Regions from separate parts of the Homo sapiens genome. Here region 2 is linked to region 1. Evidence: read pairs that join two places in POLR2A ChIA-PET (ENCODE). Cell type or tissue: OCI-LY7. All regions are shown on one strand. Each heading gives the region's core, and the rest is flanking DNA. Links, peaks and the distances in the headings are about the cores only.

Region 1 (16,187 bases), core at 4,475-12,474:
GTTTGCTTATCTCTGATTTATTTGGCGCATCTGTAACCTTCACAAATCCTTCGTTTTCTTCCTTTAAGGGAGTATCAGTAGGAATTGTTGCCACATCTGAATTAGCTGTTGATGCTGGAGTGGTAGCTTTAGATCCGCCTTGGCTAACATCAGAAAGCTCATCCTACAAATAAAAATAATTTAAAATAAAATTTTAAATGACGAATTTACTCTAAACCACATTAAATGGGTTGAGAAATAAATCTACCAAAGAAAGTTCTATTTTTTTTTCCAAAATAAAGGCAATAAAGAGCCACTGATTACCGGTAAGTACTCTCTTTAGACCCTCTGCAAATAATCGGGAAATATTTAAGTAAACTGTATTTTTTCAAATGATATTTTTCTAAACAGAAAATTTGAAAATAAAAGAATTATTAGCAATAAAACTATACATTAATGTCAATATCATTCTTAATGGCAATTGCAATATTGTACAGTCACTTGGTAATAAAGACCTACTTTAGAACATTTAGAACACATACTCTGTAATAGCTGATCTAAAACAGAAGTAGAATAACCAAATTCTTAACCTCGGGTATCTTTGTAAAGTGTGGTATTAAAATATCCTGCATCTAAATCATTTGAAGTGCTTGAAGTGCTTGTTAAAACGCCGTGGCTCACACCTGTAATCCCAACACTTTGGGAGGCCGAGGCAGGCGGATCACGAGGTCAGGAGTTCGAGACCAGCCTGGCCAACATGGTGAAACCCCGTCTCTACTAAAAATACAAAAAGTAGCCAGGCATGGTGGCAGGCACCTATGATCCCAGCTACTTGGGAGGCTGAGGCAGGAGAATTGCTTGAACCTGGGAGGCGGAGGTTGCAGTGAGCTGAGATCACGCCACTGCACTCCCACCTCAGCAACGGAGCTAGACTCCATCTCAAAAAAAAAAAAAAAAAAAAGCGGGGAGAGGGGGCAGATTCCAGCCACGCACATGCCTGTAATCCCAGCTGAGGCGGGAGGATCCCTTGAGCCCAACAAGACCCTGTCTCTTTGAAAAAAGAGAAAAGAGTAGGGAGTAGGGAGGAGTAGACAGAGTCTAAGTCCAACTCCAGACTTAATGCACCAAACTTTGGGCAGTGAGAATAGGTCATCTATATTTTAACAAGCAATCCAGGTGAGTTACATACTCATTGAAATTTGATCACTATTATAGGATCTACAGATAGGTTTCAAGAGGTATATGCAAATTGAAATTGTATGCAAAAATTTGTGTACAATGTATTTCTCTGGGAAAAGAATCATAGCTTTTATCAGATATTCAAAGGGGTTTGCAGCTCCAAAATAATTATAAACAATTGTCCAGTGGCTATCAAAAATGAAGCAGTTCTTTTGGAGCACCCAGGTTTTAAGAAAAGAGAAACTGACAAAAAGTTTACAGCCACCACCACTAATAATAATAATAATAATAATAATAATAACAATAGGCCGGGTGCAGTGGCTCACGCCTGTAATCCCAACACTTTTGGAGGCCGAGGCAGGCGGATCACCTGAGGTCGGGAGTTCAAGACCAGCCTGACAAACATGGAGAAACCCTGTCTCTACTAAAAATACAAAAAATTAGCCGGGCATGGTGGCGCATGCCTGCAATTCCAGCTACTCGGGAGGCTGAGGCAGGAGAAACACTTGAACCCGGGAGGCAGAGGTTGCAGTGAGCTGAGATCGCATCCAGTCTGGGCAACAAGAGTGAAACTCCATCTCAAAATAATAATAATAATAATAATAATAATAATAAATCAGGGTTAGGGTAAATTAAGTGAATTTATCATTCACTAAATGTATGACCTTGGGTAAGTAATGTATTCTTTCTAAACCTTTGTTTTATCATCTGTAAAATATAGATAACAGTATCTACTTCTTAAGATTCTTATTAAGTTATTCTACATTATGGCTTAGCAATGTGTTTCACACATACTAAGAATTTAAAATATTAACTATTATTATAATAGTAACTATTTGTATAATTCTAAATACATAATTATATATTTTTATAATTTATAACTATTATAATAGTAACTATTAGTATAATTATAATACATAATTATATATTTTTATAATTTATTAATTTATAATATTTTAATTATAAATTATATATACTATATATAATTCCCTTAAGGGAGTATCAGCAGGAATTATTGCCACATCGATTTAGCTATTGATGCTGAAGTGGTAGCTTTAGATCCACCTTGGCTAACATCAGAAAGTTCAACCTACAAATAGAAGTAATTTAAAAGAAATTTTAATTGAGTAATTTATTCTAAAGTACTTTAAAAATTGGTTAAGAAATAAATTTGCCCAGAGAAAGTCACAATTTTTTTAAAAGGCAATAAAGAGTCACCGATTATCAATAAATAATCTCTCTAGCTCCTCTGCAAATAATTGGGAAATATTTAAGTAAATCGTATTTTTCCAGGCGTACATGAAATTCTTCTTTTTTTTCTAAGACAGAGTCTCGTTCTTGTCACCCAGGCTGGAGTGCAGTGGCATAATCTCAGCTCAATGCAACCTCCACCTTCCAGGCTCAAGCGATTCTCGTGCCTCAGTCCCCTGAGCACCTATGATTACCGGCGTGCGTCACCATGCCCCACTAATTTTTTGTATTTTTGGTACAGACGGAGTTTTGCCACGCTGCCCAGGCTGGTCTCAGATGCCTGGCCTCAAGCGATCTGCTGGCCTCAGCCTCCCAAAGTGCTGGGATTACAGGCGTGAGCCATTGCGCCCAGCCGATTTTTCTAAATAGAAAATTTGAAAATACAATACGAAAGGCATTAGCAGCCAGGCTCGGTGGCTCACGCCTGAAATCCCGACATTTTGGGAGGCCCAGGCAGGCGGATCACCTGAGGTCAGGAGTTTGAGACCAGCCTGGCCAACATGGCGAAACCCGTAATCTACTAAAAACACAAAAATTAGGCATGGTGGCAGGTGCCTGTAATTCCAGCTACCCGGGAGGCAGAGGTTGCAGTGAGCTGAGATCGCACCACCGCACTCCAGCCTGGGGGATAGAGCGAGACTCTCTCCAAAAAAGGAAAAGCATTAGTGATAAAATTACACACTGATGTCAACATCATTTTAATGGCAGTTGCAATACTGTATCACTATTAATTACAGTATATTGTACATATTAATTATAATATATTGTACAATATATTTTACACAACATATAAAAATAAAATAGCATATCCATGTTAAGAGTACAATACTTTGGCCAAGCGTGGTGGCTCATGCCTGTAATCCCAGCACTTTGGGAGGACGAGGCAGGCAGATCACCTGAGGTCAAGAGTTCGAGACAAGCCTGGCCAACATGGAGAAACTCCGTCTCTAAATCAGCCGGGCGTGGCGGCACACGTCTGTAATCCCAGCTATTAGCGAGGCTGAGGCAGGAGAATCACTTGAACCCAGGAGGCAAAGGTTGCAGTAAGCTGAGATTGCACCATTGCACTCCAGTCTGGGCAAAAAGAGCAAGACTCTGTCTCAAAAAAAAAAAAAAAATTGTACAATACTTCATGTATGCCTGTAATCCCAGCTACTTCGGAGGCTGAGGCACAAGAATCGCTTGAATGGCCTGGGCAACACAGCAAGATCCCATCACATAAAACAATAATAATGTATTGTACACTTAAAATTTTTAGAGGGTAGATCTCATATTAAATGTTCTTACCACAATAAAATAAAAAAGGCTGAGGCAGGAGAATCGCTTGAACCCAGGAGGCAGAGGTTTCAGTGAGGCAAGATTGCGCCACTGCACTCCAGCTTGGGCAACAGAGCAAGACTTCATCTCAAAAAAAAAAAAAAAATTGGCCAGGTGCAGTGGCTCACGCCTGTAATCCCAGCACTTTGGAAGGCCGAGATAGGTGGATTAGTTGAGGTCAGGAGTTCCAGACCAGCTTGGCCAACATGGGGAAACCCCGTCTCTACTAAAAATACAAAAATTAGCCAGGCATGGTGGCACATGCCTGTAATCCCAGGTACTCAGGAGGCTGAGGCAGAGGAATCATTGAACCCAGGAGACGGAGGCTGCAGTGAGCCAAAATTGTGCCACCACACTCCAGTCTGGTGACAGGGTGAGACTCTGTCTCAAAAAAAAAAAAAAAAAAAAAAAAAAAAAATGCTATTTTCTTGAATTGGTAACTGGCACCCAATATAAAATATAAAAGTATCTGATAGAAACCTACTAATTCCAGCAAATTCATTTGTTTGGAGTTGAGTCAAAAAGACTGACAGTATTAATTAAAAAAAAAAAAAACTGACAGTATTTAACACCTCTGGAGCCAAAGAGATTGATAGTGAAAACAACTACAAGTCCCTCTGAGCACCATTTGCATTGTCTTTGCTTTGATGTATACTCGATTAAAAAATAAGTGGTATTTGGCTGGACACGGTCGGCTCATGCCTGTAATCCCAGCACTTTGAGAGGTTGAGGTGGGCATATCACTTGAGCCCAGGAGTTTGAGATCAGCCTGGGAAACCTGGTGAAACACTGTCTCTACTAAAAATGCCAAAAATTAGCCCAGCATGGTGGTGCACGCCTGTAGTTCCAGCTACGAGGAATGCTAAAGCATGAGAATCGCTTGAACCCAGGAGGCAGAGGCTGCAGTGAGCTCAGATTGCACCCATGTTATCATGTACATGAATTCTCATTCTTTAAAAGTTTCAAACGTAACACACATTAAAAAATATAAAATAAACAGTCTGTATTTCTGATAAACAGTGTTGATGAAAGCACTTAAAACCCATTAAGACGGCGGATTCAGAAAGCCCTAGAGAATATTGAGTTCATCTATATGAGAAAGTGATATGCCTTTGAAACTATGTCAAAAATAAATAATTTGAGGTCAATCTTGGAATTCTCATTTACCTCTTAAATATAGAGAAATTATTTCTTCTTCCTCCTTATTATTCCAGTCCCCCACTCCCCACAAAAGGCAGGTTATTTTCACCTCAGAAAAAATTGTATTTAGTAATTTAAAAGTTCACAACATATGAAGTGTGGCAAAGGCCTACTTTCCAAATTCATTTGTGGATCTGGGAGCATGAAATAAAATAACCAGGAGACAGTCTAGATATCATGGGGTGAAAAGAGAAAAAAAAAAAAAAAAAAAAAAAAATAACCAGGAGAGAGCTGAACCTAAAACAGGAAAGGGACCATGATACCTCAGCAATCCCAAGGTTTCAGGCTACAAGGAAGTGGTTAATTTAGATCTACTTAGAAGAAAATTATGTTTTAAATTTATCCTAGGCTATCCAAATAAAATGAAATTTACTTATATGTAACTTACTTCCCTTTTATACTTACCACATAAAAATATTTTACACTCTTTAAAATAGCCCAATGTGTGGGCTATATTTCTGACAACTAGATCCCAGAGATACAGCATGAGAGCTGAGAAGGGAAAAGCTCTGATTTTAGGGGTTGAGCCCTTTTCTTTTTCTTTTCTTTTTTTTTTTTTTTTTTGAGACGAAGTTTCGCTCTTGTTGCCCCAGGCTGTAGTGCAATGGCGCAATCTTGGCTCACCGCAACCTCTGCCTCCCAGGTTCAAGTGATTCTCCTGCCTCAGCCTCCCGAGTAGCTGGGATTACAGGCATGCGCCACCATGCCCAGCTAATTTTGTATTTTTAGTAGAGACGAGGTTTCTCCATGTTGGTCAGGCTGGTCTCGAACTCCTGACCTCAGGTGATCCGCCTGCCTCAGCCTCCCAAAGTGCTGGGTTTAGAGATGTGAGCCACTGCGCCCGGCCGGGAAACCATTTTTGAAAGAGGTCTTTCTTCTTGGTATCCCAGGCAGTGGTGACATAAAGCTTCTAAGATTAGCAGAAAAGCACTTAGATGGGAAATCGGACAAAGTATTTGGCCAGGGGCACAATATTCTTGCATTATACCTCACTAACTGCCTCCAACTAAAGACAGAATGAGGCTAAGCACAGTGGCTCATGTGTGTAATCACAGCCCTTTGGGAGGCCAAGACAGGTGGATCACTTGAGGTCAGAAGTTTGAGACCAGCCTGGCCAACATGGTGAAAACTCATCTCTACTAAAAATACAAAAATTAGCTGGGTGTAGTGGCATATGCCTGTAGTCCCAGCTACCTGGGCGGCTGAGGCACGAGAATCACTTGAATCCAGAAGGGGGAAGAGGTTGCAGTGAGCCAAGATCATACCACTGCGCTCCAGCCTGGACAACAGAGCAAGACCTTGTCTCAAAAAAAAAAAAAAAATCATTGACCTGTTAAAAATTAAAATATACTACTTTTGGTCAACAGTACACTCATAAGATAATACGATCATGTGCCACATCTGCATAATGACATTTTGGTCAATAATAGACAGCATACAGCATATATAGTGGTGGTCCCATAAGATTAAAATGAAGCTGAAAAATTCTTGTTGCCCAGTGATGTTGCAACTGTCATAATATCCCAGTGCAATGCCCTAGTGTGTTAACAAAACTATTGCACTGCCAGGTGTATAAAAGTATAGTACATGCAATTCTATACAGTACATAATACTTGATAATGATAAACAATTATGTCACTGGTTTATGTATTTACTAAAATTTTCATTGTTATTTTAAAGTATACTCCTCCTTCTACTTAAAAATAATAATAAAGTTAACTATAAAACAGCCTCAGGTAGGTCCTTCAGGAAGTACTCTAGAAGAAGGCACTGTCATCATAGGAGGTGATAGCTCCATGTGTGTCATTGCTCCTGAAAACTTTCCAGTGGGACAAGATGTGGAGGTGGAAGATACTGACATTGATGATCCTGACCCTGTGTAGGCCAAGGCTAATAATATGTGTGTGTCTTGGTTTTTAACAAAAAAGTTTAAAAAGCAAAAAAAAAAAAAATTTTTTTTAAATAGATAAAAGCTTATAGAATAAGGATATAAAGAAAATATTTTCATAGAGCTATACAATGTGTTTGTGTTTTAAGCTAAACATTATTACAAAAAAATCAAAAAGGTAAAAAAATTTAAAGTTTATAAAGTAAATAAGTTACAGTAAGCTAAGGTTAATTTATTATTGAAGAAAAAAATTAAATAAATGTAGTATAGTTTAAGTGGACAGCATTTTATAAAGTCTACAGTAATGTCCAGTAATGCTCTAGGCCTTCATATTCACTCACTGCTCACTCACTGACTCACCAAGAGCATTTGCAGTCCTGCAAACTCCATCCATGGTAAGTGCCCTATAGAGGTATACCATTTTAAATTTTTCATATTGTATTTTTACTGTATCTTTTCTATGTTTAGGTACACAAAATAGTTACCACTGTGTTACAACTGCCTACAATATTCAGTACATGCTGCACAGGTTGCAGCCTAAGAGCAACAGGCCATACCATATAGTTCAGGTGTGTAGTAAGCTATACTGTCTAGGTTTGGGTAAATTCACTCTATGATGTTCCTACAACAAAATCACCTAAGTACACATTTCTCAGAATGTATCTCTGTTGTTAAGCGACACATGACTATGTATGCAAACAAGGGAAAATTCTTAAGAGGTCCTAATTGAAAAGCATTTATTATGAATCATTCAACATAAAGTTCCAGGGGAGTTGCATGCTGTCATTTCACATTCAATCTGTGGCTTCTTGACACTGCAAATTCCTATTTTATATTAGACTTTACAGGTCACTTGCCAGGTTGTGCTGTTTTGGCTAATACTCTTGACTGCAAATGACCACTAGCCTATCAAATCCTATTGTCTGACATCATTAAGATATCTTTTTCAATGGCATGAGTGGTGGCAAACATGGAGACTTACGCAGTCATCAAGTCTCTTTCTAACATATTTATTTTATAGCCCCATTTTCCCCTTTAGAGCCTTTAGGGAACTGCCACATCATAGGTGTACATGTCACTAGAGAATGTTCACAAAAAGCTAGTACAAGATTTGGAAGTGCATATAAAAGAATGGCATGTCTGTGCATATTTAAATTGTGCTTTGAAAAAAAATAGATGTAACACAAATGGCCAAAAAGCATATAAAATGATGATCAACACCACTAATCACTGGAGAAATGCAAATCAAAACCACAATGAGATATCATCACCTGGCCCCCATCAGGATGACCACTATCAAGAAAAAGAGGATGTGAATACATTAGACACTTGTGCATTGTTGGTAGGATTGTAAAATGATGCAACCACTCTGGAAAACAGTATGAAAGTTCCTAAAAACATTAAAAATAGAACTACCATATCATCCAGCAATCTCACTTCTGGGTATGTATTCACAAAAGCATTATTCGTAACAGCCATAAGGTGAAACCAACCCAAATGTCCATTAACAAATAAATAAACAAAATATGGTGTACACATACAATCAAATAAATATTACTCAGCCTTAAAAAGGAAGGGAATTCTGTCACATGCTATAACATGAATGAACCTTGAGGACATTATGCTAAATGAAATAAGCCAGTCTCAAAAAGACAAACACTACATAATTCTATTTATGTGCGGTATTTAATATGTGACATCAAATTCATAGAAACATAAAGTAAAATGGTAGTTTCCGGGGCTACAGTAGTTGGAAAGGAAGTTATTATTTAATGAGTGCAGAGTTTTAGATTTGCAAGATGAAAAAGCTCTGGTGCTGTTTTACAATAATATGAATATACATAACACTATTGAACTGTATACTTACACTATTGAACTATATACTTAAAAATGGTTAAAATGGTCATTTTTTTCCTCCCTGTGGAGACCACATCAGAGGTCATAAGATGGTAATTTTTATGTGTTTTTACCACACACACAAAATAAACGTCATTACTTTCAGTTTCACTTGAGATACTGCAGTAAAAGCAATCTGGTCTTTGTGCCATTTTCTTATGGGTTTTAAATATCAGGCTAAAAGTCTATAAGCTCTTCAAAATATTTTCAGTTGTTCCATTTACCAAATGCACCATGTGCTTAGTGCTATACAGAATATATATGTCATGGATTATCTGGCATTGCAGCATAACTATTTTCTAACAGACTATAAACTATGTTTACAACTAGAGAAAATGAATTATCCCATTCAGTTCAACTTACAGACACTACATGCCAATGTAGTGTTTTCCTGAGTAGCCTAACTTCTGAAATAAGTCATATAAAGGCAAGCAACTCTGCTACCTAAGTTTGTCTCTTAGATTTGAGGGTTTTAAGCCAAATGAAAATAAAGACAAAACTACAAACAAGTAACTAGCCCCACATAGGATCCCTCACTATTAACACAAATATACTTTTATACCTACATTTCTTTCTCCCCAAGTAAAAGTAAGTCTCTAAAGCATTGGTTCTTAAAACTCTTTTGATTTACAGCTATGTGGCATAAAAGAGTTACAAAATGGTGTGTACATACATTCTTCTGGAGAGTTTCAAATAATTTGACTCCTAAGAGTCTGTGACCCAAAGGAAACACTAAAAACCTTAACTCTAGATACTCACATTTAGGTAAAATCCATCTAAGTGTAAACAGAATGGTAGCTTCAAGAGAATTCAAATTATTAAAGGAAAGGTATGAATGTCCTAACTCTGAGTATATTTCAAAGGAAGAGGATACTGTTTCACTGTTGATGCTAGAGGGCTTCCATGGACCCAGGTCAACCCCTGACCTAGCACGTAGGAGAAAGTCACAGATATCCTGTTATCCCCAGTGCCCAGCATATCAAGCCTGACATGTAGCAGGCTTTTTTTTTTTTTTTTTTTGAGATGGAGTCTCGCTGTGTTGCCCAGGCTGGAAGGCAGTGGCACCATCTTAGCTCACTGCAACCTCCACCTCCCGGGTTCAAGCAATTCTCCTGCCTCAGACTCCTAAGTACCTGGGATTACAGGTGTCTGCCACCATGCCTGGCTGATTTTTGTATTTTTAGTAGAGACAAGATTTCACCATACTGGCCATGCTGGTCTTGAACTCCTACTCCTGACCAAGTGATCCGCCTGCCTGGGCAGAGTGCTGGGATTTCAGGCATGAGCCACCACACCTGGCCTGTAGTAGGCTCTTAACAGATGTTTGATGAATAAAGCTGGATGGTGCCCTGACTGGAGATGAAGAACTCTATTAAACTAAGGAAGCAGTCCACTGTAAGATGACACACTAGGCCACATTCAGGACAAATACAAGTTACATACATTATGCCCTGAAGAAGGTATTTCTGGAAAGTATACCATTACATAGAGCTGGATAAATGCAAACAGGCTGAATTTCACAGAATTTACTTATATTTTCTTTCCTTTATTTAAAAATGCTTACTTTGGGGAAGGAATAAATTACAGATTGCAGTAAAGCCCTGACAACCACTACAGTGGAAATAATTTTCTTTTATATTTCAGTGAATTACAACAATAGTCTTCCAAGCTGAGCATCTGATGTCTTGAGAATAGCAGTTGAGGAAGTAATCAATAGTTAATCACTTTAGTATACTTTTTGCAAAATGTTAAGAAGCACCATTCTCACCTCCTGTTCTACAGCCTTCTGAGGTTCAGGACTATTGCTGACCTAGGAAGAGGGAAGATTATAAAAGAGAAAAAAATTATGTGTTTACTAGGTTTTAACACAGCTGTAACTTTGGCTTGTACTATCTCCCAAGATACAAGATTCATCTATTATCTACTGTGTTTAAAATGAGGGTTTGGAAGCTTTGTTTTATTTTGACTTAAGCTGACCTTAACACTCTAGTTTAAGTAATATCATGGTTCAGAAGCCACCACTTGGATCAGTGTCTTATACTTATCAACATGCAGCTCATTGTTTAACCTTTTTTTTCTACTTACACCACTTTATGAAATCTTCCTGATGTTTATTCCAGTCCCTTTGACTATTTAACATGCTAATAATCCAGTGCAGCATACTCAGAAATGTTTATCACACCTCCTTCTATCATTTCTGAATTAGTTAGATAACACTAATGATCAAAGGATCACCAAAATCCAAATCCTTTTTCTTATTTTTTTTGAGACACGGTCTCACTCCTGTCGTCCAGGCTGGAGTGCAGTGACACGATCACGGCTTGCTGCAGCCTCAACTTCGCAGGATTCAGGTGATTCTCCCACCTCAGCCTCCCAAGTAGCTGGGACTACAAGTGTACCCCACCATGCCTGGATAAATTTTTGTATTTTTAGTAGAGATTTGGTATCGCCTTGTTGCCCAGGCTGGTCTTGAACTCCTGGGCTCAAGTGATCCATCTTCCTTGGCCTCCCAAAGTGCTGGGATTACAGGCATGAGCCATGTGCCCAGTCCCAAATCCTTTTTCATAAAAATCTATTTATTCATATTCTTTATTTCTATCTATACATTTTCCCTCTATGAGACGGATGTGTTTCTCTTAAATACAAAGCAACAGTTTCAAATACTCTTGGTCTGGAAATTCATCAAAGTCTTTTTGAAAGGCTGCTAGCTCTCAGTTATGCCCTTAAAAATACACAGATTAGGCCGGCCGCAGTGGCACACACCTGTAATCCCAGCACTTTGGGAGGCTAAGGCAGGTGGATCACCTGAGGTCGGGAGTCCAAGGCCAGCCTGACCAACATGGAGAAACTTGTCTCTACTAAAAATACAAAACTAGCTGGGCGTTGTGGCGGGCTCCTGTAATCCCAGCTGCTCTGGAGGCTGAGGCAGGAGAATCGCTTGAACCCAGGAGGAGGAGGTTGCAGTGAGCCGAGATCACGCCATTGCACTACATCCTGGGCAACAAGAGCGAAACTCCATCTCAAAAAAAAATAAAAAATACAAAATACACAGATTAACAAGGCATGATTCACTTTGTAGGAATCAGACTGCCTCTTCTTTAACAGATGTGGTTTTTTTTTTTCCCCTAGCTTTATTGAGATATAACTGACAAATACAGCATATAGTTAAGGTGATTTTTTTAATACACATTGTGAAACAATCACCACAGTCAAGCCAATAAACATATCTAGCACGTCATACTTTTTTTGGTGGTAAGAGCACTTAATGTTTATTTATAAGATCTTTGATTCTAGATTCTCATCATCTTTAATCATTCTCTTCATCAAAAACTAGGTAAAAACTTGGGTAGCTCTCTCTATATAAAAGTAGAAAGATTGTCAAGCTATGTCATTAAATGAAAAAAAAAAAAAAAAGCAAGCAGCAGGAAAACACTTATAAACCCACTTATCTTAAAAAGATATTATATCTATGTGCACCTGTAAAGAAAAAGGCCAAGGATACATCAACTATTTACAATGACTGGGGGAAAAAATGAAATTTAGGGTTGAAGAAACTTCCCATTCCTACTCCACATTCTTCAGTATTACTAAAAATTGTGAAACTGAATTAATATAATTTTTTAGACACAGGATCTTGCGATATTGCCCAGGCTGAAGTGCCGTGGCTATTCACAGGTACCATTACAGTGAACTGCAACCTGGAATTCGTGGCTTCAAGCAGTCTTCTCACCTCAGCCTCCTGAGTAGTAAAATAACTTTTTAAAAGAAATTATAAAGGCCTCTTTTAGAAAATATTTGGACCTCTGAGCACCTTAACAACATTTCTAGTACATGGCATTGTGCCTAACACAGTGAGCATCAATAAATTTTTTTGAGTGAAAAAGGTAATTTTTTCAGTAGAAAATGTTAAACAACTTCTCCTATTCTAAAAGTCTGTTTAAACAGTAAATGTAAGTATTAATAAATACCTATGTGCCAATTACCTCAGATGAAGTCACATTTAAAATACAAGCTTTAAACACCGCCATTTTGAAAGTGCTGCTTATTTACATCTTTATCAGTTTCTATTCTCAACATACATAATAGGCATCTTGGTCAACATACAACACAATAGAATCTTTACCCTTTTTTTCCTTCCAAACCCTAACAGTCACCTATAGGTGGTTCCTAAAGTTATCACATGAAGATATATGTGAGGAAAAAAGCTTATAAGCAAAAATTGAGTTTATAGAACAAATTCCTTATCCACTGTCATAAACAAAACAATATGAAATATTACAACACATAATCCATTTTTTTCTTAAAACTCTACTTTTATTTTACCCTAGTAGGCACACTAATACAAAATTCTATAAAGGAGGTATAAACTAATGGAAAAACCCAAACCAGAAGTAAATGAATGAATAATGCCTAGATCTTGGTTCCTAAATACACTTCTCCCAAAAAATGTGCCAGAGCTCCTTTGAGAAGTAGTCCAATTTTTAAGAGTGGGGCAGGGAAAATACAACAGCTTAGAGCATCTTATGGTGCCAATAAGGAAGAAAGCATTCAAAAAAGGATGGGGTATGTCAAAAGAGCACAGGAGCCAACCTGAAAGAGCTCTCAATGTCCAAAGCTAGAAAAATTTGAGAAACCAAAGAAATGATAGGTTCGCATAGCCCACAGAATAATATATGTATATATCCCTTGAATTCAAACTGGACTGGAGGGAAGGAGGGAAGAAGACAACTCTCCCTGATAGAAGAATTCCAATTAATAAATGTAGAATGAAGAAAATAGAAAATAACTATTAGCAATATTTTACTAATAATTGTTGTAGGCAAAATCCACTGTGGATGCTAAAATCAGTGAATGAAAGTTTGAGCAGAAACAGGGTATCTGCACAGTCTCAAAGTATATCCACACCAAGATACTAGATTCTGTTATATTCTCGCCAAAAATACATAACCTCAATCTAATAATGAGAAATCAGAGAAGCCCAAAGGGAGAGACATTCTACAAAACAACTAACCAGTACTCTTCAAAAGTCTCAAGGTCATGAAAGACAAGACAAGACTGAGGAACTGTTACACACTGGGAACACTGGCGAGACATAATGTACAAAGGCAATGTGGAAGCCAGGTGTGCTGGTTCATGCCTATAATCCCTGCACTTTGGCAGACTGAGACAGGAGGATTACCTGAGGCCAGGAGTTTGAGACCAACCTGGGCAACATAGTGAGGCCCTGTCTGTAATAAAAATTTTTTTTAAAAAAGCAATATGGGATCCTGGGCTGGATTCTGGAAGGGAAAAAGGATATTAGTGGAAAAACTGGTAAAACTCGAATACAGGTTTACCTAACAGTATTGTACCAAAGTTAATTTCATAGCTTTGATGATTGTATTATGGTTAGTTAACATCAGGGGATGCTGCGTGAAGGGTATATGGAACTCTGCACTATTTTTGCAACTTTTCTGTAAGTCTAAAATTACTTCAAAAAAGTTATTTAAAACTGCGAACTTTAACTTTTTAAATTACATATGCATTTTATAATAGGAATTGCAAATAACAATAGATATGATTCAACTACTATAGAGATTAAAGCTTGTAGAAACTAAAGAAATAGGAACAATTTCAGAACTTAACCACAAATGGAGGAGGATGGAAAATTCTCTCAACAAGAATGCTGGCTCTGTTTAGACATTTCCTGTTCTGCATGCTAAGCACATCCCCTGAAGAATGCAGCACACATTGACTGGCTTTACATACCAAACTCTGCTAACAAGAGCTTCTCACAGCAGTTTACTAAAGTATCACAAGTCATGTGATTTTATGAGAACTCTCTAAAATTTTCACAAGTAGGTGTCTATCCAATTGGTTTAGTTAGTTAAAATTGCTTTTCTCAGATCTAAAGGTCACATTCTACTAATAATCAACAACCAAGGATGCTCTTCAAAGAAAAAAATACTTTTTTGGAGTACATATGTATACACATGCATACATGTGTGTGCATGTTCTATGCCAGCCATATAATTTTCATGATGCTTTCTAGGCCTTGGATGGTTATTTACCACAGTATTATTTGTAACAGCAAAAGACTAGGAAAAATGAAGCTGTCTCAGCAACGAAGGAGATCTGAATTGCAGCTGGGATATGTGATCCCTTCCCCTCTGCCCTTCTTCTAAGATTCTGATACATCAATTATCTTTCTTCACTCCCTTGTCTTCAATTTTTCTCTCTATTGAACCCTTCTTGTAAGCATAGCAACAACCCAGTCTCTCCCATTCTATACTTTTCCCTCTGCTCTGCCAATCTCCACCTCAAGTTATCCTTTTTCTCTCCTCCCACCACAATCACCATTTTGAGTAGTCTACACATGTTATTTCCTCTTTTTATGATTTACAGTTACTCCTGTTACTGGCCCTACAACTTAAACTGCTCAAATCTACACCTATAAATTTACAAATTCAGTCCTCATTCTACTTGACTTCCCCACACCAGCTGACCCTGCTGACATCTTCTTCCATTCTAAAACTCCCTTTGTGCCTCGACTTTCAGCGCTCAAGTCTCTTACGGTCTCTCTTCTCTGCCACTACAGCCCTCCACTAATGCCCTTCTTTTCCCATGCATCTTCTTTCTTCTCCACTCCAGCCCCCTCTCCCCCTACCACACACAGATGCTGCCTTCCTCATCTGCTCAGGCTCTGACACTCTATACCTGGGACCTCTCCTTGGGGAGGCTCTCATCATCCTGTTTAGGGTCTTGTACCCCCAAGCCTGGCTGCCATCCTGCAGGGATGTCCTTAATGTTGCTGGGGCCCTGACTCTCTACACCAGGCTACCCCATATGGATTACCCTTGTAACTTTGCTTAGGTTATGATAACAACCCCACCCCTGCTCCTAAGCACCATGGAAAGCCTTACCTTCCTCTGCCCTGCCTGGTGGCTTTAGAACTAAATTGTGCAGAAAGGAAAGAGAAAGGGAAGATGAAGCAATACTATACCACCTTAATAATTACGCTTTATAGTAAATCTTAATACCTGGTAGAGCAAGTTCTTATACTTACTGTTCTTCAGGACTGTCTTGGTTATACTTGGCCTTTTGTTTTCCAATTCCTTCATTTGTAGCTTCTTTGTGAATATAATTCAGTAAGATTAACTGTCTCACCTTAACATTTTGTCCATTCTCAGTCTTAGCCCATGACTATTACTATTATTATTCATTATTTTTCTTGAGACAAGGACTTTGTCACCCAGGCTGCAGTGCAGTGGCATGATCATGGCTCACTATAGCCTCAGCCTCCCAGGCTCAAGTTGATCCTCCTGCCTGTGCCTCCTGAGTAGCAGTGACTAGAGGCGCACACCACCATGCCCAGCTGATTTTTAAATATTTTGTAGAGACAGAGTCGCTTGACACTAGAGGAATAAATTTTAAAAATACATAAAAAATAGGCCGGGCGCGGTGGCTCAAGCCTGTAGTCCCAGGACTTTGGGAGGCT
Region 2 (11,124 bases), core at 2,971-10,970, 83 kb after region 1:
TTCAAAGTCAAACAAACTAAATGTAATGTTTCTCAAAGGAAGAAGTAGCCAAAAAACACTGCTGAGACATCAAGTATGAGAAGGAATAAGATAGAAAACAAGACAGGCATTTATGAGAGCTAACTTTTCTGAATGTTCAAGAATAATGAGTAGGAGACACTCTGAATATGTATCTAAAGTTTCAGATCTAAATAATTATCTTATGAGATGAAATGAATTATTTGCTGAAAGAGCAGCTTAACCTTTTCTTCTTCCCTTTTCTTCCCCAGTAGCTTGAAAAAACACTTAAAGCTTGGCCGGGCGCAGTGGCTCAAGCCTGTAATCCCAGCACTTTGGGAGGCGAGGTGGGCAGATCACGAGGTCAGGAGATCGAGGCCATCCTGGCTAACACAGTGAAACCTCGTCTCTACTAAAAATACAAAAAAATTAGCTGGGCATGGTGGCGGGCGCCTGTAGTCCCAGCTACTCAGGAGGCTGAGGCAGGAGAATGGCGTGAACCCGGGAGATGGAGCTTGCAGTGAGCCGAGATTGCGCCACTGCACTCCAGCCTGGGCGACAGAGCAGGCTGTCTCAAAAAAAAAGAGAAAAAGAAAAAACACTTAAAGCTTAACCTTTATTAACTTGTTTGTTCCATCTAAAGTGCCTACCTCTTCACTGCTGCTTGCTTGGTTAAAAAAAATAAAATTATGGCCAGGCGCAGTGGTTCATGTCTGTAATACCAGCACTTTGGGAAGCAGAGGCAGGAGGATCACTTGAGGCCAGGAGTTCAAGTGCCCATCCTGGGCAACACAGCAAGACCCCCATCTCTACACACACACACACACACACACACACACACACACACACACACACACACACACTAGCTGGGCATGATGGCATACACCTGTAGTCCTAGCTACTCAGGAGGTTGAGGCAAAAGAATCACTTGAACCCAGGAATTCGAGGCTGCAGTGAGCTATGATCACTCCACTGCACACCAGCCTGGGTGACAGAGCAAGACCGTGTCTCAAAATAAATAGATAAAATAAAATTTAAAAAAATTTTTAAGTAAAATAAAGTACCTGCCACTCTAGTCTTTATCCCATCACATCTATCACAATCTGTAATTAACTGGTTTGCTTATTGTTTATTGCAATGTAAACTCCAAGACAAGATAGGCTACCTTCCTTGTCTGTTTCATTAGTGGCTACATCCCCAGGGCTTAGAACAGTGCCTTGTTCTGCCAGGCGCGGTGGCTCATGCCTGTAATCCCAGCACTTTGGGAGGCCAAGGGAGGTGGGTCACTCAAGGTCAGGAATTCAAGACCAGCCTGGCCAACATGGTGAAACCCTGTCTCTACCAAAAATACAAAAATTAGCCAGGTGTGGTGGCAGGTGCCTGTAATCCCAGCTGCTCAGGAAGCTAGGGTGGGAAAATCACTTGAACCTGGGAGGCGGAGGTTGCAGTGATCCAAGATCAAGCCACTGCACTCCAGTCTGGGCAATAGAGCAAGACTCTGTCTTAATTTTTAAAAATAAAAATAAAAAAGTCCGGGTGCAGTGGCTCACGCCTGTAATCCTAGCACTTTGGGAGGCTGAAGTGTGCAGATCACAAGGTCAGGAGTTCAAGACCAGCCTGGCTAATATGGTGAAACCCCGTCTCTACTAAAAATACAAAAATTAGCCAAGCATGGCGGTGCACGCCTGTAGTCCCAGCTACTTGGAAGGCTGAGGCAGAAGAATCGCTTGAACCCGGGAGGCGGAGGTTGCAGCGAGCCAAGATCCCGCCACTGCACTCTAGCCTGGGCAAGAGCGAGTGCTCCATCTCAAAAAAAAAAAAAAAAGAAAAAGAACAGAGCCTGGCTCAATAAATATTTGTTCTTTCTAAGCATCTATGTTTCTGTTTATCTTTCCACCTACTTGGGGGAATGGGATAAGGTAGAACTAGAGAATCATAAAGTTCCTGTCCAGCTCTTTAAAAGAAACTGCAGGAAGGCCGGATGCAGTGGCTCACACCTGCAATCCCAGCACCTTGGGAGGCCAAGGCGGCAGATCATTTGAGGCCAGGAGTTTGAGACCAGCCTGGGCAACATAGTCTGACCCCCATCCCTACCAAAAAAAATTAATTAATTTAATTAAAACTGCAGGAAGAACAAGAGAAAACACACTTTAAAGGGCAATAATAGTCAGACACGGTGGCTCACGCCTGTAATCCCAGCACTTTGGGAGGCCAAGGTGGGCAGATCACAAGGTTAGGAGTTTGAGACCAGCCTGGCCAATATGGTAAAACCCCATCTCTACTAAAACTACAAAAATTAGCTGGGCATGGTGGCACGCGCCTATACTCTCAGCTACTCGGGAGGCTGAGGCAGGAGAATTGCTTGAACCCGGGAGGTGGAGGTTGCAGTGAGCCGAGATCATGCCATTGCACTCCAGCCTGGGCGACAGCAAGACTCCATCAAAAAAAAGGTTAAAAAAAAAAAAAAGGCAATAATAGATGTTGCATGTGGCTCACAACTATAATCTCAGTTACTTGGGAGGCTAAGGTAGGGGGATAGCTTGAGCCCAGGAGGTTGAGGCTACAGTGAGCTCTGATTGCAACACTGCTCTCCAGCCTGGGCAATAGCATGAGACACTGTCTCAAAAAAAAAAAGGGAGGGGGGCAGTAATAGAATCCAGAATCATAAAAATTCCAGGCCTATACCCCAGAGGAAATCTTATCAGCAGGTAAAAGAATTTCTCAGGCTCTATAACCCTGGCAGAGTAGGTAAACAAGTCAGAAACAAGATATCCTGGAAATACATGATTTAAGAAAAAAAAAAAAAAAAGATGGCCATGGGGCGGTGGCTGGTGCTGGTTATCCCAGCATTTTGGGAGGCTGAGGCAGGCAGGTCACCTGAGGTTGCAAGTTCAAGACCAGCATGGTCAACATGGCAAAACCCCGTCTCTACTAAAAATACAAAAATTAGCTGGGTGTGGTGGCAGGCACCTGTAGTCCCAGCTACTCAGAAGGCTGAGGCACAAGAATCACTTGAACCCAGGAGGCAGAGGTTGTGGTGAGATGAAATTGCACCACTACACTCCAGCCTAGGTGACAAAGCGAAAGACTGTCTCAAAAAAAAAAAAAAAAAATAGTTACTAGCAAAAATATTAAATATAGGGTCATTTTCTGTATTTCTATATCTCAAAGTTTCAAAAAGGGGAAAAATAATTTGTTTTCTTTTTGAGACAGGGTCTTGCTCTGTCACCCAGAGCAAGTGGTGCTGTGTGCCAGAGTGCAGTGGCACAATCAGGGGTCATTGCAACCTCAACCTCCTGGGCTCAAGGGATCCTCCCACCTCAGCGTCTCAAGTAGCTGGAGCCACAGGTGCATACCACCACACTCGGCTAATTTTTCTATTTTTTGTAAAGATACGGTCTCACTATGTTGCCCAGGCTGTTCTGGAACTCTGGGGCTCAAGCTATCCTCCTTCCTTGGCCTCCCAAACTGCTAAGATTATAAGCATGAGCCACTGTGCCTGGTCCATAATAGTTTTTATGTGATAATTTTATTTATTTATTTTTATTTTTTTTTGAGACAAAAGTTTCGCTCTTGTTGCCCAGGCTGGAGTGCAATGGCATGATCTCAGCTCACTGCAACCTCCACCTCCCGGGTTCACATGATTCTCCTGCCTCAGCCTCCTGGGTTCAAGCGATTCTCCTGCCTCAGCCTCCTGAGTAGCTGGGATTACAGACGTGCACCACCAAGCCCAGCTACTTTTATATTTTTAGTAGAGACAGGGTTTCTCCATGTTGGTCAGGCTGGTCTCGAACTCCTGACCTCAGGTGATCCGCCCGCCTCAGACTCCCCAAGTGCTAAGATTACAGGCATGAGCCACCACGCCTGGCCAATGTGCTAATTTTAAAACAAAATTAGCCAATTTTAATTCCGTTTTATATATTTCACATTTAAATTTCTTTTTCTTTTTCTTTTTTCTTTTTTGAGATGGAGTCTTGCTCTGTCGCCTAGGCTGGAGTGCCGTGGCACGATCTCAGCTCACCACAACCTCCACCTCCCAGGTTCAAGTGATTCTCTTGCTTCAGCCTCCGGAGTAGCTGGGATTACAGGCACACACCACCATGCCCAGCTAATTTTTGTATTTTTAGTAGAGACGGGGTTTCACCATGTTGGTCAGGCTGGTCTCGAACTCTTGACCTCGTGATCTGCCCACCTCGGCCTTCCAAAGTGCTGGGATTACAGGCGTGAGCCACTGCGTCCGGCCTCAAATTTAAATTTCTTATAGAAAAGTAACTAAAATGCAAACACTTCCTCCCAGATGAGTTTCATTAATTCATTATAAACATATTAAGAAGCTAGTTAGCTATATAATAACTGACACATACTGTGCTCTTAAAAATTAATTCAAATTAATATTAGATGATATTACAAAGGTTCTTTTTTTTCTTTTCTTTTCTTTTTGACAGAGTCTCACTGTGTTGCCCAGGCTGGAGCACAGTGGCATGAACACATCTTACCTCAGCCTTGACTTCCTAGGCTGGTGCGATCCTCCTGCCTCGGCCCCCCAAGTAGCTGGGACTATAGGCACACACCACCACACCACGCTAATTTTTATATTTTTTGTAGAGACAAGGTTTTGCTATGTTACCCAGGCTGATCTTCAACTCATGAGCTCAAGTGTTCCGCCCACCTCAGCCTCCCAAAGTGCTGGGATTACAGGCATTAGCTACTACACTCGGCCTTGGAAATGTTCTCAAACGTAAATAATATGGTGGTTATATGGCAGAATATTCTCATTTTTTAGGAGATAAATATGTTAAGTACTGAGAGGCAAAGTATCATAATGTCTGTAATTTAAATATGTTAAGTACTGAGGGGCAAAGTATGTCTGCAATTTAAAATGGTTCAGCAATTAAATATGTGTATGTGTGTATATGTGTATCCACACCCACACATCCACATATACAGACAGATAAATAAAACAACAACTACTGAATCTATATAGTGGGTATACAAATGACAAATGTACTTTCCATTTTTCTATATGTTTGAAAGTTTACCTAATAAAAAGCTGGGAGGGGTGGTGGTGGATTTACTGAAAAAGTTTACTAACCTTACAAAAAAAAAAAAAAAACCCTAGCTGGACGTGGTGGCTCACGCTTGTAATCCCAGCACTTTGGGAGGCCGAGGCAGGCAGATCACTTGAGCTCACAAATTCGAGACCAGCCTGGGCAACATGGTGAAACCCGTCTTTACAAAATATCAAAAATTAGCTGGGCGTGGTGGTGTACACCTGTAGTCCCATCTACTTGGGAGGCTGAGACGGAAGGATGGCTTGAGCCCAAGAGGCAACAGTTGCAGTGAGCCAAGATCGCACCACTGCACTCCAACCTGGGCCAGACCTTGTCTCGAAAAAAATAACATAAAATAAAATTCTATACCCTCAACTTGGTACTTCTCTATTACATTAATATATAAATTCCCATGGTTCACCTCACACATTTTTGGGTGTGCCTATTATGCCAAACTACTGAATGCTGTAATTCTTAAGAAAATAAAACACAGTATGGCCGGGTGGGTGGCTCATGCCTGTAATCCCACCACTTTGGGAGGCCGAGGCGGGCAGATCACGAGGTCAGATTGAGACCATCCTGGCTAACGCAGTGAAACCCCATCTCTACTAAAAATACAAAAAATTAGCCGGGTGTGGTGGCGGGCGCCTGTAGTCCCAGCTACACGGGAGGCTGAGGCAGGAGAATCGCTTGAATCCAGGAGGCGGAGGTTGCAGTGAGCCGAGATCCCGCCACTGCACTCCAGCCAGGGTGACAGAGCAAGACTCCGTCTCAAAAAAAAAAAGAAAAGAAAACACAGTGCTATGTTCAAAGCAATAATCAAATATCACTGGTCAAGATTTCAAAGTAAAAAACAGAACTTATATATACCCATTTCCAAATAACAGCTTTTTAAATATATATAACATTACATACATTATTAAACTGGTCTATGCAGATATTTCTGACCACAACCTAATAACTTATTTAGATAACAGCTGTATTCATTGAGTGCAGAGCAGAGCAAAATAACTTGGGTAGGTTCTAACATCAGTTCTCCTGAGAAGCAAAGTTCAGTACAACATAAGTAAGCAGCATGTAGTTAAAGGTAAGGTAAAGATTTCAAGAAGCAGGAATCCTGTACTCTCTCAAGCACAGAACTGGATGTGTGACCTATGGCACACACTTCAGCAATCCAGTGAATAGTCAATCTACTAATCTACCCTCTGAACCAGTTTGGTACTATACCCAGTTTGGTGTCCTCTTTTGTGATTTTTTTTTGTTTTGTTTTTTCTTTTGAAGACACAGTCTCACTCTGTAGCTCAGGCTGGAGTTCAATGGCAAGATATTGGCTCACTACAACCTCCGCCTCCCAGGTACAAGTGATTTTCCTTCCTCTGCCTCCGGAGTAGCTTGGATTACAGGCGTCCGCCACCATGCCCAGTTAATTTTTGTATTTTTAGTAGAGACGGGGTTTCACCATGTTGGTCAGGGCTGGTCTTGAACTCCTGACCTCAGGCAATCCACCACCTCGGCCTCCCAAAGTGCTGAAATTACAGGCATGAGCCACCATGCGTAGCGTTCTTTTGTGATTTTTAACTAAATAAAAATATGAGTGTCACTACAGCAGGGACACATAATGGTATCTCATTTAGATATTCACATTCAGAAATCTCAAATTTAAAAAAAGATGTCTTAATCCAGAGCTAGTCTTTGTCTTTAAAAAAAAATGTCTTAGGAGCTTAAGTAATAATTAACTAACAAATTATTATTTCATAAAGCAACAACCATACCCCTTCCCATCCCACTCCCGCCAGAAAACAAACATAGATTGTTCATTTCAGAAAGTGTCTGAATGACTAGGTGCAGGGGCATATCTCTATCTACTCTGGCTAGGGGCAGTGTGAACATTATTCGAATCGTTAACCATGGCCAGGTGTGGTGGCTCACACCTACAATCCCAACACTTTGGGAGGCTGAGGTAAGAAAATGTCTTGAGGCCAGGAGTTCAAGACAAGCCTGGGCAACACAGTGTGACCCCATCTCTACAAAAAAAAAAAAAAAAAAAAGGCCAGGCGCAGTGGCTCACACCTGTAATCCTAGCACTTTGGGAGGCTGGGGCAGGCAGATGACTTGAGGTCGAGATCAAGACCATCCTGGCCAACATGGTGAAACCCCATCTCCACTAAAAATACAAAAATTAGCTGGGTGTGATGGCGCGCGCCTGTAGTCCCAGCTACTCAGGAGGCTGAAGCAAGAGAATCGCTTGAACCCAGGTGGTGGAGGTTGCAGCAAGCCAAGACACTCCACTGCACTCCAGACTGGCGACAGAGCCAGACTCTGTCTCAACAAAAAAAAAAAAAAAAAAAAAAAAAAAACTTTGGCAGGATCCACAAGGCAGGAGGATCCACTTGAGCCCAGGAGTTCCAGACCAGACTGGGCAACATAGTGAGTTCAGCTTGCATAACATAACGAGACCCTGTTTCTACAAAAAAAATTAAAAATTAGCCAGGCATGGTGGCGCATGCCTGTAGTCACAGCTGCTCAGAGGCTGAGGAAGTGGGATCTACTTGAGCCCTGGAGGTCAAGGCTGCTGTGGGCCATGATTGCACAACTGCACTCCAGCCTGAACCTCATCTCTAAAAAAAAGAAAAAAAAAAAAACCCAACCAAAGGAAAAAAAAATCACAAAAACAAACAGTTCAGAAAAAAAAAATGGTATTTTTAAAAATATGAAAAAATGTTGGCCGCTGCCGGGCGTGGTGGCTCACACCCATAATCCCAGCACTTTGGGAGGCCGAGGCCGGCGGATCACCTGAGGTTGGGAGTTCGAGACCAGCCTGACCAACATGGAGAAACCCCATCTTTACTACAAATACAAAATTAGCTGGCCATGGTGGCACATGCCTGTAATCCCAGCTACTCAGGAGGCTGAGGCAGGAGAATCCTTTGTATCTGGGAGGCGGAGGTTGCAGTGAGCTGAGATCGCACCATTGCGCTCCAGCCTGGGCAACAAGTGTGAAATGCCATATCAAAAAAAAAAAAAAAAAAGAAAGAAAAGAAAAAGCAAATAGGTTGGCCGGGCACAGTGTCTCACACCTGTAATCCCAGCACTTTGGGAGGCCAAGGCAGGTGGATCACCTGAGGTTAGGAGTTCAATACCAGCCTGGACAACATGGTAAAACCCCATCTCTATTAAAAATACAAAAGTTAGCGAGGTGTGGTTGTGAGCACCTGTAGTCCCAGCTACTCAGGAGGATGAGGCAGGAGAACTGCTTGAACCCGGGAGGCAGAGGTTGCAGTGAGCCAAGATCGCGCTACTGCACTCCAGCATGGGTGGCAAAGCAAGACCCCATCTCAAAAAAAAAAAAAACAACAACAACAAAAGAAAATAGGTTGGGTGCAGTGGCTCACACCTGTAATCACAGCACTTTGGGAGGCTGAGGTGCGAGGAATGTCTGAGCCCAAATATTCAAGATCAGCCTGGGCAACATGGGAAACCCATTTCTACAAAAAATACAAAAATTAGCCAGGCATGGCGGCATGATCCTGTAGTCCCAGCTATTCCGGAAGTTGAGATGGGAGGATCGCTTGAACCCAGGAGGCAGAGGTTGCAGTCAGCCGGGATTACACCACTGCACTCTGGCCTGGGCAACAGAGTGAGATCTCGTCTCAATCAATCAATCAAAAGATCTATAAAAATATTAAAATATGTGTTTTTTAGGCCAGGTGCGGTGGCTCACGCTTGTAATCCCAGCACTTTGGGAGGCCGAGGCAGGGGGATCACCTGAGGTCAAGAGTTTGAGACCAGCCTGGACAACATGGTGAAACCCCTTCTCTATTAAAACTACAAAAATTAGCCGGGCGTGCTGGCGCGTGCCTGTAATCCCAAACTACTAGGGAGGCTGAGGCAGGAGAATTGCTTGAACCTGGAAGGTGGGAGTTACAGTGATCTGAGATCGCACCACTGCACTCCAGCCTGGGCGACAGCACAAGACTCTGTCTCAAAAATAAATTTTTTAAAAAATGGGCCAGGCATGGTGGCTCATGCCTGTAATCCCAACACTTTGGCAGGCCAAGGTAGGCAGATAACAAGGTCAGGAGTTCAAGACCAGCCTGGCTAACATGGTGAAACCCCATCTCTACTAAAAATACAAAAAGTAGCTGGGCATGGTGGCTCATGCCTATAATCCCAGCTACTCAGAAGGCTGAGACAGAAGAACTGCTTGAATCCAGAAGGCAGAGGTTGCAGTAAGCCAAGATCGTGCCTCTGCACCCCAGCCTGGGCAACAGAGCGTGAAACTCAGTCTCAAAAATAAATAAAATTAAAAAATAAAATATCAAGTGTGGGCCAAGTGTGGTGGCTCACGCCTGTAATCCCAGCACTTTGGGAGGTTGAGGCAGATGAATCACTTGAGGTCAGGAGTTTTACACCACCCTGGCCAACATGGTGAAACCCTGTCTCTACTGAAAATACAAAAATTAGCCGGGTGTAGTGGTGCACACCTGTAATCCCAGCTACTCAGGCAGCTGAGGCAGGAGAATTGCTTGAACCTGGGAGGCAGAGGTTGCAATGAGCTGGGATAGTGCCACTGCACTCCAGCCTGGGTGACAGAGTGAGACTCTGTCTCAAAAAAAAAAAAAATTATGAATGAATGAGAACACTAAAACAAGAACAATGAATGTCAATACCTATTTTCCTGCCCATGAGTCTTACGGGTCCCATGTTCATACACTTCCAAAGACAAGAAGTGTCAAAAGTCTCCATTTAAACAAAAATCATTTTGTTACTGCTTTAAGTGCTGATTCCATGGGAACAAGTTAGAAAATTCTCAGTAGTGTCTCTCACCTCTGCATTCAGTCATCCTATTGTTTTGTTTTTTGGTAAGAAACAGGGTCTTGCCCTGTTGTCAAGGCTGGAGTGCCGTGGCCATGATAACTCACTGCAGTCTCAAACTCCTGGGCTTAAGTGATCCTCCTGCCTTAGCCTCCTGAGTAGCTAGGACTACAGGCTCACACCATCACACCCAACTAATTTTTTTTATGGTTTTTGGGGAAGAGGGGTCTCACTACGTTGCCCAGGCTTGAACTCATCCTTTTTTTTTTTTTTTTAAAGCAAAAGGCCACAAAAAAGCAGACACAAAATCACATAATCCATTCCCAGTAAAGATATTCTCTCTTCAGTCCATTCTCTGCATGTATGAGTCTATCTCAAAAAGGAGGGAAGGAGCCAGGCGCGGTGGTTCACAGTGGCAATCCCAGCACTTTAGGAGGCCAAGGCGGGCGGATCACCTGAGGTCAGGAGTTCAAGACCAGCCTGACCAACATGCAGAAACCCCAACTCCACTAAAAATACAAAATTAGCCAGGCGTGGTGGCGCATGCCTGTAATCCCAGCTACTTGAGAGGCTGAGGCAGGAGAACTGTTTGAACCCAGGAGGCGAAGGTTGCAGTGAGCCGAGATGGCACCATTGCACTCTAGCCTGGGCAACAAGAGAAACTCCATCTCAAAAAAAAAGAAAAGAAAAGAAAAGAAAAGAAAAAGAAAAGGAAGGAAGACAATGCCTCTTCGTTTTTATGTGTAATCTCCCTCTACTGAATGATGCTAAATGAGCTCTCACTTTGAGAATAACAGTGATAACATAAAAGACCCACAGAATCACTAAGAACTAAATTCCTAAAGGTTCTTTAAACTCGTATGTCTACTTTTCAGAAGTTTCTTTTTTTTTTCTTTTTTCTTTTTTGAGAGGTAGTCTCACTCTACTGCCCAGGCTGGAGTACAGAGGCACGATCCCAGCTCACTGCAACCTCCATCTCCCGGGTTCAAGCAATTCTTCTGCATCAGCCTCCCCAGTAGCTGGGATTACAGGCACCCACCACCACACCCAGATAATTTTTGTATTTTTAGTACAGACAGGGTTTCATCATGTTGGCGAGGCTGGTCCCACACTCCTGACCTCAAGTGATCCATCTGCCTCGGCCTCCCAAAGTGCTGGGACTATAGATGTGAGCCACCACACCTGGCCCTTTTTTAAAAGTTACAGCAAATCATGCCTGTTTTAAAAGAATCAGAAGTTGCAGAAAAACCCTAACATACCC

The links. ChIA-PET counts read pairs that join two places held together with the same protein. Peaks named below come from ENCODE experiments on the same cell type or tissue, not always from the same donor. Only the 100,000 strongest peaks of a DNase experiment are listed, where the experiment ranks them.
Region 2: POLR2A ChIA-PET joins it to region 1 with 10 read pairs; 11 of 35 experiments call an interaction of 5 or more read pairs at or near these places.

What each region holds. Positions count from the first base shown.
Region 1 is chr17:51,021,203-51,037,389 of GRCh38, forward strand. SPAG9 (sperm associated antigen 9) reads right to left here. Exons shown (of 30, transcript NM_001130528.3): 6 at 10,479-10,520; 7 at 1-163. Among named protein-coding and RNA genes, the nearest start is that of SPAG9, 92 kb to the right of the region's middle. In OCI-LY7, for the core only: no CTCF peak of the experiment used is centred there; a DNase peak (open chromatin) is centred at 8,829; H3K4me3 peaks cover 574 bases; H3K27ac peaks cover 525 bases.
Region 2 is chr17:51,105,295-51,116,418 of GRCh38, forward strand. The region is part of intron 1 of SPAG9 (sperm associated antigen 9); the gene reads right to left. Among named protein-coding and RNA genes, the nearest start is that of SPAG9, 10 kb to the right of the region's middle. In OCI-LY7, for the core only: no CTCF peak of the experiment used is centred there; a DNase peak (open chromatin) is centred at 7,587.